3 separate regions of the Mus musculus genome follow, and all the other regions are linked to region 2. A link is a loop called in an ENCODE intact Hi-C map of the cell type or tissue named here. Cell type or tissue: left cerebral cortex. All regions are shown on one strand. Links, peaks and the distances in the headings refer to the core of each region. The heading gives the core; the rest is flanking DNA.

The links. Peaks named below come from ENCODE experiments on the same cell type or tissue, not always from the same donor. Only the 100,000 strongest peaks of a DNase experiment are listed, where the experiment ranks them.
Region 1: a loop joins it to region 2, with 4 times the contacts of the local background. A loop is called at or near these places in 13 of 42 quality-filtered maps.
Region 3: it touches region 2 in a loop (6-fold over the local background); 41 of 42 quality-filtered maps call a loop at or near these places.

What each region holds. Positions count from the first base shown.
Region 1 is chr16:24,482,477-24,489,634 of GRCm38, reverse strand. All of the region lies in intron 3 of Lpp (LIM domain containing preferred translocation partner in lipoma), which reads right to left. Among named protein-coding and RNA genes, the nearest start is that of Gm24440, 80 kb to the right of the region's middle. In left cerebral cortex, for the core only: a CTCF peak has its summit at 4,157 (motif pointing left); no DNase peak of the experiment used is centred there; H3K27ac peaks cover 329 bases.
Region 2 is chr16:25,054,405-25,061,562 of GRCm38, reverse strand. A230028O05Rik (RIKEN cDNA A230028O05 gene) reads right to left here and starts at 1,924. Exons shown (of 3, transcript NR_040374.1): 1 at 1,760-1,924. In left cerebral cortex, for the core only: CTCF peaks have their summits at 2,415 and 2,615; DNase peaks (open chromatin) are centred at 2,144 and 2,509; H3K4me3 peaks cover 1,256 bases; H3K27ac peaks cover 1,463 bases.
Region 3 is chr16:23,985,219-23,992,376 of GRCm38, reverse strand. Bcl6 (B cell leukemia/lymphoma 6) reads left to right here and starts at 3,525. Exons shown (of 10, transcript NM_009744.4): 1 at 3,525-3,802. It overlaps Gm31527 (a long non-coding RNA gene), which reads right to left and starts at 4,110. Exons shown (of 2, transcript XR_384770.3): 1 at 3,149-4,110. In left cerebral cortex, for the core only: CTCF peaks have their summits at 3,681 and 3,897; DNase peaks (open chromatin) are centred at 3,702, 4,394, 4,554, 5,206 and 1 more place; H3K4me3 peaks cover 2,500 bases; H3K27ac peaks cover 2,500 bases.

The DNA.
Region 1 (7,158 bases), core at 2,879-5,378, 570 kb after region 2:
ACTCCACCTCAGACCCACTTCAGGTCACATTTTATGCCACTTAAGGGAAAAGGTTTCTTGAGGGAACAGCTTTATGGTCCAGAGGATATCCTAGTCTTGTTCCATTTCTCAGATGCCACAGCTCCCCTCTCCTCAGCCTGGCCTTGCTGTCATGACAGTGGTGCTCTTGCCCCAGATCCACCCTCTTCCTGACTCCAAAGCTCCTTACTCCTCTCTTCTCATCTCACGGCTCTCTCATGAACCAATGTTGTCTCCTATCATCATGCCTTCTTCAGAGGAAATCAACACCTACAAAGGGTAGCTCCTTATATTCATTCACTACTTGTCCAAGGACCCCACCACTAAGCCCCATTCCCCAGACACCACCACTAAGCCCCATTCCCCAGACCCCACCACTAAGCCCCACTCCCCAGGACCCAACCACTGAGCCCCATTCCCCAGCCCCTCTTCATACTTTTTATTTTGAGACAGGTTCTCATCAAATTATTCAGGATGACCTTGAACTTGCTCTATAGTCCATGCCGCTCTGAAGTTGCCATCCTCCACCTCTGCCTTGGGGTTACAGACCTGCACTAGCTCCTTCTTTTTCAATGAAGGATCATAAGTACTACTAATATGCACCTTACCTTCTATGGCCCCTAAACCCTAGGAGGACAGAGTGAACACGCCCATCAGAAACTCTGTAGTAATGTCCACAGTGACCCGCACAGACACTACATGCAGACTTCAACTAGCTCAGAGAATTATGAAAAGCTGTCACACAGTAGACACCCCTCACACACAGAGAAGTCTATTAAAGGAATGAACAATATATAAATGAAGATTAAATGCATGAAAATTCATAGCATGGCTAATGAATAGGTAAAACCTAGCAGGCAGAAACCCAGGAAAGCAAATAAGTTCAGAGATGAAGGCCACAGCTGAGAGGGCCAGAAGCCTGGCACAAGGAAAAGTGCTATCAGTCACAGATTAGAAAAGGATTTAAGAAGCTAACAGCAGTTCCTATGCAGTAGATTGTAATCGTCTAAGGCCTATGTGCAGATCAGCTCATCTATACCTTCTTAAAATTTGATTTCCTTTTCACAACTAGGAAAATGGAACCCAGGTGGTGTGGTGTCGCCAGCAGGTAAGATGTGTGTTGGCTCTGGAGAATGCTACTAAAAAAAAAAAAAAAAAAAAACTAGCTCTTATGATTCCTCTGTAGATGTCCTGAGTTTATTAGGAGGCAAGAGTAGAGGTGATTCTGTCCCAGGAGCATCAGGAAGCTAAAGTGCTGGGAGCAGAATAGGATCAGCTTTTAGGAGAATTAACAATTCAGGGTTTATGTTTAAAGCTAACTGGTGGGGGGTTGCAGCCTAAACGGTAAACAGACCCCAGCACCACCCCCTCACCTCCCACAGGCAGAAAACACCCGTGCACTGTTATGCACTTAGTCCAACAGCACATGTGCTAATTTTTTTCTGTGTACACTCAGACTCAGAAATTGGATTTTTTTTTTTTTTTGAATAGTTTGTTCCCATCTGGTTTCCGGGCCAAGGATTCCATGGAATCTGCCATGGGGGAACAGCAAGGCTTCAGCCAGGAGTGAATGCACTCTCAGTCTGGCCAGAACACTCGAGAGGCAGCATTGTACATGTACTGAATAGTCACAAAAATAGCTCAGCTAAAGGACATAGAGAAATAGCCTGCACTCTGAGAACCCCCTCTGCCACTGCTTCTATGACCTAGTAAGGAGGTGTCACTGGAGAATGGGGACTGAGTGGGTCTGGAACGGAGCCCAGCTGCCACTTCCGGTTTTAATGTGGCCTTTGCTGTAAGCTAGAGCTCAGCCTTCTTATTTATGAAATGCGGCTGACTCGCACCCAGCACAATCTTCCCTGCCTGTGTAGACCGTGTGAGTGTGACAAGATGTGTATGAGTGTGTGACTGTGTGAGAATGTGTGTGCATATGTGTATCTAAGCGTGTACGTGTGAGTGTGTGCATGAGTGTATGTATGTGTGTGGATATGTATGTCTGAATGCATGAGCATGTGTGTGAGACTATACGTCTGTGAGTGTGTGTATGTGAGCAAATGTGTTTCTAAGAGTGAGAAGATGTGTTTGAGTGTGTGTGTAAGTATATGTGAGTGAGTGTGTGAGCATGTGTGTGTTTGTATATTTGAGTGTATGCATGTCTGAGCGTGTGACCGTGTCTATGAGTTTGTGAATATGAGTGTGTGTGTGTGTGTGTGTGTGTGTGAACATATGTGTCTGAGTGTGTGAGCATGTGTCTTTGAGTGTGTCTGAGTATATGTGTATATGAGTATAAGTGTATGTGTACGTGTGTGCATGTGTATGTGTGCGTGAGTTTGTGAGTGTTTGTGAGAGTGTGTGAGTGCATCCATGTGAGAGAGTGTGTGGGTGAGAGTGTGTGTGAGGGTGTGTGAGTATATGTATGTGTGAGTGTGTGTGTATGTGTGTGGGGGTCATGTGTGTGTGTGTGTGTGAGTGTATGAGTATGTGTGAGTGTATGTATCTGAGTGTGAGAGCGTGTGCATTTGAATGTGTGAGCCTACTGTATATGAATGTGTGAGTGTATGTGTGTGTGTGTGTGTGTGTGTGCATATAACTATGTGGACATGTATTTGTGAGTGTGTGGGATGTGTGTATGTGAGTGTGGGGACATATGTGCATATGAATGGGTGAGCATATGTGTATCTCAGTGTGTTGGTGTGTTTGAGTGCATGTGCATGTGTATAAGTGAATACACATGTGTATATGAGTGTATATAAGTGTGTGACTATGTGTGTATGTGAGTGTGTGTAGTAAGTATGTGAGAGGTTGTGTGTCTGTGTGTGTACACATGTCTCTTTAGTTTGGGATTCTTTAACAATGTAGCACACCGGCCCCTTTGTCCTTAGTGTATGTGCTTCCCTTGCTTAGGAGCCTCAAGAGGGCAGGACAAACAGACAGCAGAACAAACAGACAGCACACTTTTTTGGTCTCAGCACACAGTGCAGTACCTGCCAGCTTCTAATATTAATTGGCATTTCCTAAATGAAGAGGAATCATTTCGGTGGCAACTCTACATAATATTCAACTGCAACCAAACTATTGGTTTGTCATGAATCTATAAAGGATTTTAAATATTACCAGACCTTAAGAAAACTATATCCTAAATCTGGGGTAAAATAGTAGCCATTAAAAAGATGAAATAAGGCAGACAAACAGATGGATGGATGAATTATAAACACATACATACACAAATAATACACATATACATACATACATACATATACACACTCACACACACACATACGAACAGGGAGGGAGAGAAGCCCTATTTTTTTTCAAGTGCCAGGCATGGTAACAGGTAAAAGTCAAAGGAGTAATGACAGGACTGAGGCAGGAGGATCACTTTAGAACAGGAATTGAACACCCACGTGGGTAAGCCCCTGTCTAAGCAGGGAGGGGCTTGTAAGGAGAAGGAGAGAGGGCAGCAGGAAGGCAAGAGTGGGAAGGAGATGGGAGGACAGAGGGTAAGAGTATTATATATGTGCAAGAAATTCTCAAAAAGAATATTCATGATGTATATATGATCTTCTATGACACAAGGGCCACTGAGTACCCATTAGAGCTGCTCCTGGAGTCATCTAGTTCTGAGACCGGTACCCTCATTTCAGCCTATCCAACAAGTGATTACTTGAACTCCTAAGTCCTTCTCCCAGCTCATCACTAATTCTTAGAATCATTTCTTCATTCTTGACCCAGTCTCACTGCAGACATCCCCAAATCTTCCTTCTCTCATGCCCTGCCTGACTGTACGTTAGGACCTCTCTCTCCATACTGCCAAGAAGAGGACCTTGGATGGCTGGCCACACCTCACCAACCGCGCCTCTACCTTACCCCTGCAAGAGCAACTTTTCTTCCTTAGGACCACAGTTTCGCATCATAATCTCTCTACACTTGAATATGCAATGTTAAATGCAAATGTGTAGCAGCTGCTGCTCAGGTTTTTTTTTTTTTAAGGGTTTCTAGAGGCTGGACACATGGCTCAGTAGTTAAAAGCACTGGCTGCTCTTCCAGAGAACCTGAGTTTGATTCCCAGCATCAACCTGACAGCTCACAACCATCTGTAACTACAATTTCAGGGGATCTAGCGCCCTCTTCTGGCTTCTGCAGGCACCAAATACACAGCAGCACACAGGCAAACATGGAAGCAAAACAGTCATACGCAAAATTATCTTTTGTTTTTAAAGAAAAACAATGTACAAGACATATCATTTTAGTAAAAAAGTTCATGGCATTGAAAACTGTGGTTATTTATGCCTCACATAAATAAACTGTAAACATAGCCATACATGTGAGCACGTGCACACGTGCACATTTAGACACACTGGGGAAGAGAGAGAGTAGGAAGGAATGGGGGGGGGGCGAGGGTGCTAGAAAACTTTTTTCCAAAAATTTAACAACGATCATTAAAGCAGAATGTATTCAGGGGTAAATTTTATTTTCTACTTTGTATTTTCCTGCCCTGCTTCAAATTCACTATAGTGCTTAGAAATCATTCAAGTGATAAGACCATCTAGAAATAAAAGAGAACAAAATAAAATGCAAACTAGAAGAAAACAAAAGACTCCAGAGGAAAAAGCACACGTTTGCCCTCAGGGTGTGGCAGGGCATCTATGCTCCAAGTCTTACTGTCCATCCCAGACACCTCTAGGCTAAACATGGCACACTGGAAGGCGGTATCCTTTCTTTCTCTTCTTTTCCGGTGCTTGGAATTGACTCCAAGGTCTAAAGAGGCTCTGCCACTGAGCTGCAGCCCCACTAGGCAATGCTCTTTGAAATCTCTCCTGCCATTTGTAGCTTGGCTCAGCTAAGATCCATTACTATAAATGAGGATAATATAGGGACAGCTGTAGTCTTCCAGAACCTTCCCTCAAAGGAACAAAAGCCCTTGGAATCTCTTAGGATCCCAAACAGAAAAAGAGGGTAGAGCATGCCTTCCCAGCACCCACTGTCGGCCACACCCTGCCCGTCATAAGGTTACACACCAAATGCTACAGAAACGGTGTGTTGAACTCCAGTCGCGTTGATTTCATTGTTCTGTAGCTTTCTTCATATAGCTGCTGCTGGGGCACAGCTCAGGCACAAAAAGGACACCCAAGCCCTTTGAAATACTAGATATTTAATCACTATGCCACCACGAAATCCACTTTGGCACCAGAGCAATGGTGACAGTATGTGTTGTAGCTCAGTTTTTGTGCTGAGAATGAAAACAGTCTACCTATAGAACCAGCGACCATCTCTACCAGTTATTACTGACACACACCAGCACAGGATACCCCTACAATGCTACATCGATCAAACAAGCGCAGGCTTCATAGCTCTAACTAGAAGTGCTCACGGTGAGTTTTGTTTTCTTTTTGATTTCTAGTCAGCAATTATTGGATTTTCTACATGACATTTCATTGTTATCATATTTAAAAGAAAAGAAGAAGGTGGTGGCCCCATAGGAAGATATGCCAACAACCAGCACCTTGAAGAGACAGCATCTCTCTTCAAGCTGAAGCTGGGGCTGCCTCAGAGGCACGAGTGCAGGGAACAGGCTGTAACTAGGTCACTGGATTTTGCTTCCTCACAGTAGACCTTTTGCACATGCTCGCCGGAGCTTCCAAGAGCTCAGGAGGCTAACTCTGTACAACTGCTGCGATGGACTAAAAGTGATCCAGTTACTCATGGAATCCATGCTGGAATGAGTCCCATGTTCCTGGCACGGCAGAAGGTGCCAGAAGTAAGCAGAGGCTACCCCACCCTCCTGAAGTGGACAGTGGCAGACGCTCGAGGTACAATGTGATGAGTCCTAAATGTTCCCCCTCGGAGCAGTGTGTGGCTCTAGTGAAGGGAAGATTATTTCTCGCTGGGAAAATGACAGGTGGCTTCAGGACAGTGAGTGTTCCACCACCAGGAGGTACCGGAACAAGTCGGGATGGGACAGATCCAAGGCCAGGGTACAGCTCAGCTGGCTGGCACCCAGGGGCAATGAAGAATGACCTTAATTTTGGAGAGAACACACAGTGACAGGCGACGGACTTTGGGTATTTCCACAGCAGAAAGGCAGACTGTCACTGTATGCACTGGATGCGCCTAGGGAGCATGACAACTGAAGTGGATCTTTTGTAAATTCAAGTTGGTGCAGGAAGCAAAAGGGAGACACTACAAACAAATATCCCAGTCACTGTAAACAAGACATGGTATGCTCCGGAGTACAACTGTGGGGAATGACACTTCATGACTGGAAATGACATCCGGCCAGGGTTGCCAATCTGGTGTGGAGGTAAGTAGTGAAGAAGGGAAGATGACAAAGGCCACTGCTCTGTCTTCAGGTGGCTCTCACTGATACAGTCTGGATGGCCCACTCGATTCAACGTACACTCATGCCGTTCTTATACCATCCTCTCCACTGCCTTGGACACCTGAAAAGGGCTCAGTAAATAAACTCTCAGTAAGTAACATTGTGATATTGACTGGTTGCTGGTTTCAAAACATCAAAAAAAGGAATGAAAACAAGAAGCAGGTGTTCTCCTCCCTAAGGAGACAGGCAGAAGAAAGCTAAGACCCAGGGCCTCAACCCAGCCCATTCCAGTACCAACCTAAAAGGGGAAACCTAACCATGGTTATGAATCCAAAGCTCCCAGGTGATTTTACCATGCAGCCATGGGAGAGCGTGATGGCTAGGTGGAAGCACTGACCACTGAGCACGGGGATCACAGGAATATTCCAGAAAAGCCCGCTCTCTTGCAACATCTGTTTCCCTGGCTTTGCTTCAAGAATGAGCTTCTTGTAATGACAAGGTCGGGACTGGCTGGACCTCTCGGCAGACCCTTGAAAACACCAATCAAGGGTCTCTTCTTGCAAAGGGGGCCCAGGGCTAACCTTGTCATATTCTACTCATGACGGCAGAGGGAGAGGTGAACAAGCTGAGTCTCCAGCCCTTGGTGTTGGAGAACTGCAGTGGGTAATTAACACATTGATTTTGCAGTGAGCTAAGCAAACAGCAAATAAATACACTCTCCTATTCCAAGGGTCCTCTCAACCTCTCCAAGCCTCAGTTTCCACATCTGCAAAGTGGAAAATTACAGTGTATGTCTAACATGTTTTTTTCCAGTATATCCA
Region 2 (7,158 bases), core at 1,624-4,123:
GAAGATGTGCACAGTGAAAAATATCGGGCAAGGCCAAACATCCAGTTAAGGTGGGAAGTGGGGACTCGTCCCCAAACAGGCGGTGCGCTTCTCTGGAGTCTAAGGCCTCTTTTATAACACCTAGTGACAGTTTTTCTGTGTAGGTGCTGAGAAGCATAAGAAGAGCTGTGGTGAGCTACTTCTTGTGGAATCAGAGTATTAAGAAATCCCGGGAAAACTTGTCAAAAAGAAAATGCGGCTTTTCCTGCCCTGAGGCTATCTCAAGGGAGGAAGAAGAGAGTATATGGAAGCCTGCCTCCAGAAGACTGGTGAGAACAGAAGGGTTGGCCAGCCCCAGGACAGCCCTCAAGGCAAGCTATGACTTTTACCAAGCCAGACACTCACATAAAGGCCCTCAGTAAGGTGACTACATAAAATGCAACCCAAGCCAGACATTTTAGCGTGATGAAGGAAGCTATTCAGGACTCCAGGCTGTGGTGGCACACACCTTTAATCCCGTCACTAAGATGGCAGAGGCAGGCAGATCCCTGAGTCAAAAGCCAGCCTGGTCTACAGAGCGAGTTCCAGGACAGCCAGGGCTACACAGATAATCCCTGTCTATAAATTATATGTAATTATTATAAAATATATGTAATATTAGATAGATAGATAGATAGATAGATAGATAGATAGATAGATAGATAGATAGATAGATAGAAGGCCTACCTAAACAAAGAGAAGGCAAATCAAGAAGGGTGGGTGCTGGGTGGCCTTTGCCATCGGTGTTGATATTGACAAGGAATGAGTTCTACCCATGGAGCAATAACTATATAATAACTTATATCCCATACAAGAGACTTAACACAGGCACAAAGGGACTGGTTATCTGGAGGACATTAGTAAATCTCTCAGAAAAACTGAAAGAAGGCAGCAAGAGAGGTGGGGGCACCCAAGTTGAGATTTGATGGCTACAGAGGAACTGAGGCATGGCAGTAGGAAGTCAGGCAGAGGTCATCAAGCCCAGAAACTAGCCTCTGTGGGATGCTCAGGGAAAGGCAGGGTCAATCGGATATGCCTGCCATAGACCGCGGCAAGAATGACATGGGCACCCCGGGCTGGGTTTGGCCTACTGTGTAGACAAGCTGACATCTGTTTCTAAGTATGATTCGCCAAGTCAATTCTCCCCTCCCCGGGTTTGCTTTGTCTCTGCTGGGCAAGTGGTCTTCTCTCTCCATCAAGGACTCTCATCTGAGGAAGACACCACTTCCGGGTTTCACTACCAAATTCTCCCTGAGTCTCTAGCCACGGAGAAATGGGTTTGGATGATCACAGGAAGTACCTTTTTGGCAGTCCAACATGGCCAGAAATCTGAAGGGGGTGGATTTTAGTGGCTCTCCCTTTTTGATATTTCGCCTTTGGGAGACTCTTTCTCTGCTTACTTTCCAGGACTTACAAGTCCGGAGTTCCTTTGGACTTTAGAGACCTTAGGCTTTTAGAGACCTGAAGGTCACAGGATCAAAGAGGGACTTTCTCCTTTGGTCCTTAAGACCAACTGGTGAGGTAGGTTGAGAACAGGTAACAGTTAACAGGCAGAGAAAGGATTGACAGCTGCTGCCAGGAGCTCATCAGCCAGGCTTTGTATATGGAGCACCGTAAGCTTTCCAGCAGGAAGGAGGGGAAGGGTAGAAGGAAGAGGAGTAGCAAGCAGAAAGGGGGAGGAGCAGAATAGTGCCGAAGGACTAAACTAGAACTTTCTTCTTCGCCCCACCTCCAAACTTACCCCTCCCTCGCAACCCAGGGGGGAGAAAATGGGTCTGAGGCTGTGCGGTTGGGAAGGGCGGAGGGTAACATCTTCACAGATGCTGCAGCTTGGCCCTGCAGGGCTGCTGGGCCTTTGAAAGGCCACTTGTAAACTCTTGGTTCCGAACAGAAAGGCAGCCGGGAGGAGCTGGGGCGCGGGCAGGGGGAGGAGACCGGTCTGCCTTCAGTGCCTAGAAATCAAAGCAGCCAACCTTGGGCTTTTTCTTTCCTTCACACTGAGGCACTTTTATTGGCGAGATGAAGGGAGGCAGAGAGGGCCTACAGCCCTCGCTTCGCTTTTGGAGGTTAATGACCCAGTTAGCAGCTCTTGGCTGAGTTTCCGACATTTTGCAGACATCAAGCCCCGCGCCTCTGCCAAGTACATTCTGTTCCCTGGAGCCCATCCAATGCATCTCAGATTACTATGTAATGCGACAAAGAGGGAGAGGCGGCTGGGAGGGGCCCGGAGAGCTGGGCGGGGTGAGCGGGCGGTAGCCCCGAGAGCGGGACGCAGAAGCCGGCTGGCGGGGAAGAGGATGCCACTCTAAATACAGCTGCTCCAGGGGAGTCGCATCCCTCGAGGGGCTTCTTAGCTGGAGAGGGAGCCCGAAAGGAGGGTGGACAGGCCCTGTCCTCCAGGAATCCTGCCCCGTAGAGCCCGGCACGGTCCAGAACGCAGATGGGGGTGGGGAGAACAACCGGAGACCCGACAGGACAGCGGGAGGAGGAATCCAAGGGGCGGGCCTAGGGGCTCGGCTCCGCCCCTCCAGGCTGCCCCAGGCCCGTCCCAGCAGCTCCAGGGGTGAACAGCCTGCTGGCTAATTATAGACCTGAATGGAAAGCGGCGCTTTTGAATGATCTTGTTGCTCGCACTGCCTTCAGAGTCTGAGGAGCAGGTGCGGCCCTGCTATATACAAAGTGATTCATTTAAAAGCCCTCTGTCACGTACGCTCACTTACTGACACACAGGAATCCTTGTGCGCTCCACCACCCAAAGGATTCCAGAACTGGCTTAAAAGAACTTGAGCTCAGGGCAGAAACCAAGCGACTATTGGAACAACTTCACCACTCCTTAGTAGTCTCGCAGAGTAGATGAGAGAGGGTACTAGGCCTTTCTCAAAATGTTGAAAAGTAGGGTCTTTGCAATTTACAGCTGGAGAAACGGAGGCTGAGACAGAGTTTTGAGACGTGTCTGTGAGAGCGGGAAGTCAGTGTGAAGCTAAAGAGAAGCATGGGGTCCTGCCAGCCCCTTCCTCTGCCTGCCCAGACTGGAGCTTAACGTCTCCCATCCTGAACCTCTGGCACGGAAGAACACCCCTCCTTCTAGAATACCCCTCTTTCCTGAGTGTGGCACCTACCCGTTGCACCTCCCATCCCTGAATCCCACCAGTAAACCAGCTGAAGCCAGTTCCAGGCCTAGGAACTGGCAATCATGCCCATTTTCCCTAGTGTTCTGTATGAGTCAATCTGTTACGGCTCTGTCAGCACAATGCCCTGTGAGGAACTACAGAGGGGGCAAAACTTCCTTCCCTGTCAGCGTCTTACACCCACCTCGGGTTCACACTCACAGCTAGCCAAGACTTTCCATGACCTTGATGACCAACTGCAGTCTGCATAAGCACAATGGAGCCTCATGCCCATTTGATGGAGTCCTTGAAGAGTCTTGGAGGGAGGAAATGACTGGCTCATGGTCATCTGATGGTGAGTCTGTATGGAGAGAGCCCAAAGTGGGCCTGTCTGCATCCTGAGTTGAGGTCAACACACTTACTTCTTTCTTAGATCCGACCACAAGCCCACTCAGTCACAGAGAAATATTGCTGTGAGCAATCTGATTATTTGCTCTCTGGTCCCCACATCACCATACCAGTTTTGTCCACACTTATGAATCTGGGTGTAGAGAACTGTTATTTTTCTCTAAACATCTCTAAACCCAGCCAGTGCATCTGGCCTTAAATAGAAAGGCTGTCCGTCTCACCACCTAGGCCCACAAGTTCCACCTCACCTTTGCTGACCATTTTAAACTTAACATTTTCCTCGTTCAGTGTGAATGGTTAAAGAACCACCGTCGAAATACCGTGCTGAAAGAAACAGAAATTGGGGGGTAGAGATTATTTTAATAGCTTTTTACTTGCCTCTTGAAAGGAAGTTCTGCATCTTAGGATTTATAAGTATCCACCCTCCCCAACATACATTGTGTTCAGGCCAACCCTCCGAGCACAGTAAAACTCTCATATGGCTGGACAATATCATATGTACCTAAGCTGAAAATTGTCACGTGTCTCTGAAAACAGATGAATGTTCAAAGCACAGTCGAGGTTCAGCTCTGGGCTGCAGTACAGGTATTTAATCTGTGTGGGTGTCTACTTTGTTCTCTGTGAAAATGGACATAACCACGGCTTATAGAGGCTGTGCTGCAGGGCTGACTGGGGAAGGAGCCCAGTGACCAGAAAGGAATGAATGTCTCTTCAACCAGACTACTGAATTGGGAATCTGAATTCTATTTTTTGACTTGGATATATTTTTTAAGTTCCATGAATTTCAATTTTATCAAATACAAGAGGGTAACAATAGTGCATGCTTTATAATTATGTGGGTAAAATGAGTTTAAATGTAAAGGGATAAAATATATGCCTGGCACACAGTAAAGTGCTCCGTAGAATGAAAACTGAACATATATAGGGATTTCCTAGAATAATGCCTATCTGAAAGTGCACACACACTAAATAGCCACTCTATGTTTTCCTCATTTTTAGAATGGAATTCTCCCAAGATTAAATTTGAATACTATACATGAACAACTTGCGGTGCTCTCTAAGACAGCTCACAGCCAGCATTAGTAACTCCGTTGTTAGGGCACTGATTTGGTAAATATTATGTATTAACTCTGCATGATCAAACTTGACGAATGAAAGTGGATCGTGTCCAGGCCTTCAAGAGGAGGATAAGTAAGCAAAGACATGCTAGGAGCACATAAATATCTAATACCAAGGGAAACTGGTGTCTGCTTTGACTATCACAAAACACTAAGTGTCATGAAGCATCAAGAAGCCCAAGCACATACCTATAGGTGGGTCATTGGCTCAGGAATATGTGTGGTCATGGTAAAAAGAACACAGCACATCCTAGAGGAACTACCAAGATCTAGACACTTCGAGTTGACAAAAATTCCCAGTAAAAATAAGATAAAATAAAATAAAATAAAATGCAGCTAAACCCACCTCGGAATGGAAAGGGCATGCTCACCAGACTGCAAGATTGCCAGATTCAGAGATGGGGCAAAAGTCAAAAGACAACAGACTGAAAAGTGGAAACCAGGAGTCCAAAAGTTCCAAGAAGCCAGGAGGACCCCCATGGGTCCCACTGAGAATGAAAAGGCAATATTTGGAGGCCAGCTTCCTGTTCCAGCTGAGCAGCTGCCTATGTTGAATATGGAGTGGAGTGGAGGAGGGCTTTTCTGAGGCCAGAGCTGATGTGCCAGGGCCGACAGTGGGTTGCTGGCTCTTCCACAGCATCTTAATGTTCAAGGTTGATGTGTACTCGCACGTGTCATCCTTTATAACGCCGTTCAATGTGGAAATGGAGTGCATGCGTACTCCTGAGCATACCACAGCGACTCAAGCAAATGTAAACTTCCCGGGTCCCAAGGCTTAAAGGACAATCGAAGTGGTCCAGAAACTTGGTAGCCCTAGACAGACTTGTGTGTGTGTGTGTGTGTGTGTGTGTGTGTGTGTGTGTGTGTGTCTACCCCCTCAAATCAGTAAAGCCAAGTCAGAAAGCATGATGGGAAAAATTAGCATGTGGAACTTGAAGCAAAAATAAAATCCCTTTTGTGACCCTTCATCTGAAGTGTTTTAATTAACTGGTTTCTGGATTCAGTCCTTCTTTGATAGAAGAAGTGAGACAAAGGAGGTGGGAAGAGAGATGGAGGAAGGGAAGGAAGGAGAAGAGGAGAGGGAAGAAGATGGAGAAGAAGAGGAGGAGGAGGACATGGAGGAGGAGACAACTGGTTTTATTGTTTTCTGAAGCCCCCTCTTAACCGGATCCCTTCCCAGCTCAAGTTGGGGAGCATAAAAGAAACCCGACTGGCTTCATTCACTAAGGATTACAAGCAGCTGAAGGAGCTCTGCCCACCTTCCTGTTCCAACCTTTTTAAACCGTCGGTGGCATCGCCTTCATTGCAGCGGGGCAGGAAGTTTGGTGCTGTACTTCTCAAGCAGAGGCACAAAATGCCAGGTGCAGAAGTGCCAGCCCATAGAAGTTACAGGATTCAACCTCTTCCCACAGTGAGAGGTGTCAGGAGAAGAGCAGAGAAGAAATTCATGCGCGCATGCAGCCACCTGCTTGAGACGAGGACCTGAGACCCTGAATTCAGAGTTACTTCTCTCTCCATATAGCATGCACCTTTGAAGGGGAGCTTGGTTTTGCTGAAAAGAGGGGAGCTTTGACAGAGGTAACCACAGATTTAGACCCAGTTCTACTATACATGTACTTCTTACTGTTAGCAGGAGCCCATGTCTTCTGTGCAGCAGCAGCCACCATTGCAAAGCCCCGCTACTCTACGCCAGGCCCTGGAGGTCTGAGACACTAGTCCTTGGCAGTAAATTAGCAAACAGTTGAGCCAGTGTATGGCCAACTCCCTCTGAACTCCATGTTCTTCCTTATAGCACGCTGCTTCTGTGTGCCTGTTTTTCATCTTTAAAATATAAAATTATGCCTTTTTTTTTTTTTTAATAAAAAAGCAAGACATGGTTGGTCAGGTCTTTGGTCCCAGCATTTGGGAAGTAGAGGCAGGAGGATTAGGAGTTTGAGGTCATCTTTTACTTCATACCAAATCTGAGGCCAGTCTGGACTCCAAAAACAGAAATGCAATAAGCAAGTAAACAAACACATAGTACATGCTATATAAACCTTCAAATATTTACTTTGATGAACAGATTTTGAATGTGTTGTGTTCTACTTTAGGTCTCACTGTTTATGTAACTTAAGGATGTTGGATGCTGTCAATCATTGTCATCACACTCTGCCCCACCTTTCCAGTCCCAGCTGTCTCTATGTGCTTTCTCTCAAAGGCTTAACTTCCAACCATGGAGAACCCAAGCAGAACAGCTCAGGCAGGATGGCAGCTGACTCTTTATTCCTTGGTGTGGGAATGCTGTATCAAAGCGTTCAGACCCAACAAGAATAACTCTATCCATTCATAGATCCAGTCCAGTGTCTGGCAGGTTGTCCCTACCAGGGGCCAGGGCATTAGAGTTGGCACTGGAAATCCCCAAGGTAGGCAGCTGATAAACGCTGAGTCATGGGAGCAGGGTCCAATATACTTCTATCAAAGACAAAGCAGGCTGCAGCTAGACTAAAGTGGGTAGATCATAAAAAACA
Region 3 (7,158 bases), core at 2,879-5,378, 1.1 Mb after region 2:
GTCAGCCCGATCTTCAGAATTGACCACGGGCATCAAATCACATGGATTCGTTTTGAGCTGTGACTCTAGGTTGGCTCACGAGGGACAGTCTAGTCTTTGCGAAGACAGAGCCTGGAGGGGTGATTATCAATCAGTAAGGCTCCTCGTTCTAGAATCTACAGTGCTGAATTGTGGGAACGGTCTTGGGTGTGAATTGTGTTCCATCCCTTCAACAATGTAATATTAGTACCGAGTTATTTTATTTTGTAATAGAGCTTATATTTACCCAGCAGCCGTGATCAAGGATCTTTCCTAAGCTCAGTCCACGGGGCAAGGAAGTTGGCCGAGTCCCCGATCCTGAGTATTAGCAACCAGGAATCATTAACTCATGGCATTAGCTGATCCACGTTTTTCTCAAGTCTGCAGAAATAATTCATAAAACCCCAGGGCATGGGATCACTCCTGTGGGCTCCTTAAGGATGATTTAAAGGACTCTGAATATATTCCGGTCATTTCTTTATCCCAATAATAATAGCACTGTAGAATTCAAGGGCCTTACATAGCTAGAAGTGATGAGGTAAGACCCATAAAGAGAGAAGAAAGGACATGCAGGAAGAGATTGCATTGGTATAAAACTCTATTAAGTCACTTTCTCTGGAACCGAAGAAACTGAAAGGTGAGCGCATAATTTTCTTCAACATCCATTCAGTTGAGAGAAAAGAGGCTCATCTAAAAGCAGGTGCCTCCTTCCGTTTTGGTTATTTTCTTCCAACATACACACTTTGACTTGGGGGGTGGGGTGGGAAGAGAGAGAGAGAAGGGGGAAAAAATCAAAACACAACAACAAAAATCCCACCACAGTAACACAAACTCTGGCACATGGTCCCAGGAAGGATAAGAGGTCCTAGTGCTGGGTTAATAAAGCAGGGCTGGTGAGCTGTTGCTCTGAGAAACTTTTCAGAGAATCAAAGGGTTTGAGGTATGAGAAGGGTAAATTCCTTCCCAGCCCCCACTCTGGCTGGCTCTACCGCCCGAGGGAGCACATTTCCCTTTGCTCTGCAGCGCCCCCATGGGGATAAAAGTGGAATAGCAAAGGGAACACAAGACCGACAGTCTCTCTCTGTCTCTCTCTCCCTCTCTCTCTAACTCTGTGTGTGTTTGTGTGTGTGTGTGTTTTGAAGACTTGGTGGTGGGAGTCAAGGGATAAGACACAAGGTCACTCTGAGAAGAAAAATAACCAAAATCACCATAAAAGTAATTCTATTTATGAAGACAACAATACAACAAAACCATACACCTGCGTTCCAAAGCTAAATTGCATCTAAGAAATTTGAAGTACTTAATGCTCAGAAAAGGTAGTAATCAGACAGCTAGCTACACAAAGAAATTCACTTCAGCAAAATTAGGGTGTCATTTTGGTCCAGTGGGATTAACTTAATACTCTAAAATGAGAGGGAAGGGGACTCTAAGACACAAAAACCCAAAGCAGCCACCCTGCTTCCGGGCAGTGTGGATCAATTTGACAAAGTCACCGTGTCTTTGGAAGTAAAATGTTCATTTTCCCAACAGTGATAGGATTAGGCCTATGTGTATTCCTCAAAAATCCTTCACAAGACAGGCTTTTCCACCGAGACTGCAGTAATCCATCTGCCAATACGTATTAAAGCATTCAGATTTCTCAGGGACAGACAACGGATTTTCTAAGTTCCAACCCTCACAGAAAACAACCAGCTCCTTCCTCGACTCCCCCAGTTCTAAAACCTGTGACATCATCTTTTGAAGTGGTGGTACTCCAACAACAGCACAGCAAAAACTTCTCATAGGACCAGTCCTCTGTACCCCACAAGCCAGCAGTCTTCCAGAACTCTGCTTGCATCTCTATTTTTAAGCCCACGTTTAGGGTTGTGGTCCACAAGTATTCATTAGAAATTAATATGTGGAGATATTTTGCGAATGCTTGAAAACCCCTCTGTGATTTAACGAGCCACTTGAAGGACTTTCACAGCTAAAGCCCAGAACAGCCTGACCTTTGAAAGAGTCTTTTGCTCCAAACACTTTGAGTTCATTCTAGTTCTTAAGGAATCTGAATATTATTTAGCTCACACCCTTCTTGCAAGAGACAGACATAAAAGAAACAAGAGTCTCACTCATCCAGGGATGAGTAGGAGGGCAAAAACCCCGACCAACATTTAAATAAGGAAACTGCAGCTATGAACACATAACCCAGGGCCCACCGTGAAAGGAGTCTGCCCTGTATTCACCTTTTAAAATAAAGGAAGAAAGAAGGGAAAGAAAGATTCCGCTCCTCTCCTCCCCTCAGCTCTGCTCCAAAGCCTAGAGGACCCGGCTGCGAGCAGTGCGCCTAGTGTAGCACAGCCTGTACTCAATACGCGCAGTATCTGTGATCCTGGCAGCCAGGCCTTTAGAATTCCCTCAGGCTGATCCCTTCAACACATACTGAAGAGATTTTTTTTCCTTTCTCCCGACGACCTTGAAACGAACCCAGTGGGGGTTTAAAAAAAAGGGTGGGGGGAATGTTCAAGACCTTAAGAAAATAGCAAAATACAAACATGTATTTGGCTTCACAGAATGTTGTAACAGGCAAACATTACACGTACCCACACACACATTTCTAGCATCAAGAAATTTCCTGAGAGTCAACAGTAACAGAGTAAACCCACCACTCGCTGTCCTGGAAAGAAACAAACCAAACCAATCCAAATCCTTTTACATCTCTTTCAAGTGCAGGAAAGCTTCAGCAAAAGTCCAAGAGGAAAAGGAAATTGTACCAAGGGCGGCTGGGGGGCGGGCGGGGGGGGCGGGCGGGGAGCGGTGGTGGTGTTGGAGGTTGGGGCTGTCATATGTGGCCAAAAATGTAAGCTTCTGTCAATGGTATTAGGTTGAAATATTGCACCTTTAGAGAGAGAGAGAGATAGAGAGAGAGAGAGAGAGAAAGCGAGAACGCAGGGAGACAATAAAACCAACGAATGACAGTCCCGACGATTTACATAACACCACAAACTTGCAAAAGGCAAAAATCAGAAGCGGAAAAAAAACCCCACCTAAATCATTAAAATACAACAGGAGCATCCCAAGCCACCATCCCCAAAGGACCCCCCCCCCGCCCCAACATAATTGTCCCAAATAAAAAGAAAACAAATGAACCCACCGAAAACTGCTTGGCAAATATTTTTCTCGTGGTGCCTAATACTCTAGCTGGAAGGAGCTGTGGTATTTATTGTTTTCTCCCTCCCTCGTCTCTCTAAACCTGCCTCTAACACACTTGTTCTAACGGCTCAACTCTCTCGCTCCCTTTTGTGTATTTAGCTCGAGGAGCCGAGTTTATGGGTAGGAGAGGAAGAATTAGCCCCAGACCCCGGGAAAGCAAAGCGCACTCTCCCTCTTATGTCACCGAATAGCAAATTAGTTCTCAGAATTCCAGAGGCCGAGCTTTGCTACAGCGAAGACGCCGACGTCACGGAGCCCACGTGACGGCGGCGGAGCGGGCGGTTCCATCGGTGGCCCGGGGCAGGGAGGGTCGCCTTGTAGCCGCGCGCGCCCGCCTCGGGACCCCCGGTGTTCCGGGCGGCGGTGCTGCGGGAACCACGATCCGCACTATAGGGCGGCGAGCGGCGCGGCCCCGAGGCATTCTGCCGGCCGGGAGGGCGCTGCGGAGCGCGCCGCTGCCACCGAGTCCTCCCCTGCTGCGGAGCAATGGTAAAGCCCGCAGCTCAAATTCCGAGAATTGAGCTCTGTTGATTCTTAGAACTGGGGTTCTTAGAAGTGGTGATGCAAGAAGTTTCTAGGAAAGGCCGGACACCAGGTGATTATTGCTGTTGCTGCCGCCGCCGCTGCCGCTGCCGCCGCCGCCGCTGTTGCCGCTGGTGCCGCTGCCGCCGCCGCTGCTCATGATCATTATTTTACCTTTTAATTCTTTTTTTTTCCGCTTTTGCCAAATGCTTTGGCTCCAAGTTTCCTATGTGTATCTATTGATATAAATGTATCTATTTATTGATTCTAGCTGTCAGGTGTTAAAATAAATGCCGAAGATCAGCCCCACGTCTCTCCCACTGTAGGATCTAGCTTTTCGCATACGTATTCTTCTTCTTCTTCTTCTTCTTCTTCTTCTTCTTCTTTTTTTTTTTTTTTTTTTTTTTTTTTTGCTGTCTTGGAGCGCCTCGGCCGCCTCGGGGAGGCTGTGCCGCCCTGCCCGGTGTTGTTTCGGTGTTTGGAGACGCAGGGGCGCGGGGCGGCGGGCGCTGGGTTGCGCGGCCTGGGAGGGCGGACCGCGGCGGCCCCGCCGGCTTCGCGCGGCTTGGCTTGCTTTCTCTGCTCGCTTGCAAACTGCCTTCCCCGCCGCTGCCTCCCTCCCCGCTCAGTTCTCCCGGTGCCCGCGTTGGCGGCCGTCCACCGGCCCCGGCCCCGGCCCCGGCCCCGCACAGTCCCTGCCTTGCACCCGAGCCGGGAGTCAGCGGGGGGAATGCAAGCCAACTCCTCGGCTGGTTGTTTTATTTTCCCTTTTCTTTTTGGTCATAAAGCCAGATGAAGTATCGTGTCTGCAGTTTCCTTTGAGAGCCGTGATCTTCCCAAGGAGAGACAGTGTTTTGGGAAGGCTTCGCTTGCACGGGGGGCGGGGACGTTGAATACTTTGAAAATTACTCTTTCTTGGTTGGAGTCGAGGCAGTCGGGAACCCGGGTGCGCTCGGTCTGCCCAGCCCGAGGAAGGAGGCTTGAAGGCGGGACAGGGATTTTGGGGGAGGGTGGGAGAGGGGTGCGCGGTTTTTTTGTTTTTTGTTTTTTGTTTTTTTTGCACCTGCGGCGCTTTCAGCGTGCGGGACCCGGGGGGGTCTTGGCCAGCCAGCCCGGAGCTCCGGAGAGGTGGCGGGATTTCTGGCGGCCGCGGTGTTTGTATTTTGGGTGCTGCGTGACTGCGTTGGCTCTCAGCGGTAGTTCCCTCCCTTTCCTAAATTTAATTTCATTTTTCCCCCTTGGTGCAAGCTGTGTTTAAAAAAAAAAAAAAAAAAAAAAGTGGCCCTGGGTATAGCGATAGCCACTCTTCAGATTCCCAAGGTCCTTATTTTGGGAGAAGGAAGAAAAACAGAGCCCCAGCCTGCGTTCCTGATTTGCAAGATCAGGGAGGGAAGAAGGGGTACTTTGTGATTCCTGCTGGGGGACCCCGGACGGGAGGAGCGGGTGCGATAGGGAGATCTTTGTGAGTGATTTTGCAAAAACAGATTGCGAGGTTGGTTGGATTTGCAACCTGTGGCTCTCCTCAAGGGAGGGAGTAGGAATGGGGAAAAGCGGCGGCGGCGGCCCGGGGAGGGAGTGGGTTGAGAGTTGGAACCTAGGAAATGGGCTGCCTGGGGGGCAGTGGGAGCTGGAGGCCACCCCTGCCGGAAACAGTGAACGTTAAATGTCTTGAGAACTGCGGGTTGCGTTGCCTGTATAATACCGCGTTATTGGAACCCTGGCGAGAGATGGAGCTAGTGTTGCAAAAATGAGTTTTAAAGGTCCCCTATGAAAAACAACAGCACCAAACAATATTATTTTAACAGTAAAATAAATAATCTCTGTGTTGCGCTCCCTCCCATAGAAATTTAGTTTTTGTGCTAGGGGTAGTGAGAAATGACCTCAAGCCCGGCGCTGGAACTCAGAAGCAGTTACAGGGTCCTTGACAAGCATCGCACCCCACTCCCTAAGAAGTAATTTTATCTCTTTTTCCCCTTCAAACATTGTATAGTTCTCATAGGAAAATATTGCAATGCCAGTGTATATTACTATCCACAAAAAAAAGAAAAGAGCAAGGAATGGAAGGGGGGAGAGAGAGAGAAGGAGAGAGAGAGGAGAGAGAGAGAAGGAGAGAGAGAGAGAGAGGAGACTGTTTAGAAATACAGTTTGTGGCTCTGAGCTATGCCTCTGGCTTCCTCTGCAGTTCGCTGGTTTCCCTTTTTCTTTGCGAGGTGTGTGGTGTGAGTATGTGTGTGTGTGAGTGTGTGTGTGTGTGTGTGTGTGTAATAAACAACTTTAAAATAGGGGAGGGGGCAGCGTGATCCATCCAGAGACAGGTATCTATTTTGCTCACAATTTACTACCAAGTGCCTTTGGCAGGCACTTGAGCAGGACCTCATAAGCCTGCAGACCAAGTTGAAGTTCATCTGGCCCTAGTCCACATGCTATTCCTGGAGGTAGCAAACTTGAGCTCAAAGGAGTTAGGTGAAATTGTATTCTTCTTTATATACCGATTTTAATAAAAGAAGGAAAGATATTTGTCCCGGGGGGGTGGGGGGAGAGGAAATGGAGAGAAAACACCAGGAGATGGACATTTCTCTTGCTAAAATGACTGCAGTTGAGTCCTGAAGCCAAAATAGAAAGCTGTAGATGGACACCTCCCCACCCCACCCCCACTCCCCCACCCCCTAGTTTATAAATAGAAGTTTCCAGCATCCTATTTGGAAGATTTTCTTTTCTAATACTTCCAGGCATTGGATGATTTTAAAGATCTGTTGGTAGTGACAGTAAGGTTAGATGCTGTTCAAGACAACCAAGTGACTTGAGCAGAGACAACCAGGAAACGGGTATTCACTAAATACTCTCTTCCTCACCTCAGGTTTGAAGGGTTTACCAGAGTGTTTTCTTGAAAAGACTAATTTATTCTGGCCTTGGTGGTCAGGAATGGCATCCTAAATTTCTAAGTTGTCGTTTGCTGAGCCCCGAGGAGTTCCAGTTATGGGTTGAGCCATGACTAGATGTCAAAATCTTTCCTTCCCTCTGTCCCCTGCTGGGGATATCCCCCTCGGTTGTGAAAAAAAAAAAAAAAACAACCAAAAACCAAAAAACAAAAACCCAAAAACTTAAGTTTCAGGGGAGGTAGTGCGGCAGCGCCACCCCTTGGTGAGTAAAACTATTGGTAAAAGTCAAATATTTGAAAAATAATTGTGAAATAAGCCTAATGTGCTTACCCCTAACCCTGAGAGAGAGAGAGAGAGAGAGAGAGAGAGAGAGAGAGAGAGAGAGGAAACTTTTAAAATCAATACTTTGCAGTTAATCTTTCAAATAAGATAGAGACACGTTGTTTTCCAAACTAGAATGGTGTCCTACCAGGCGATGTCCTTCCCATAATTCAAGGGACACCCTTTCAGGAGTGGAGATGAGGTGGGATAGAGGTGGGGCTTATCTGCG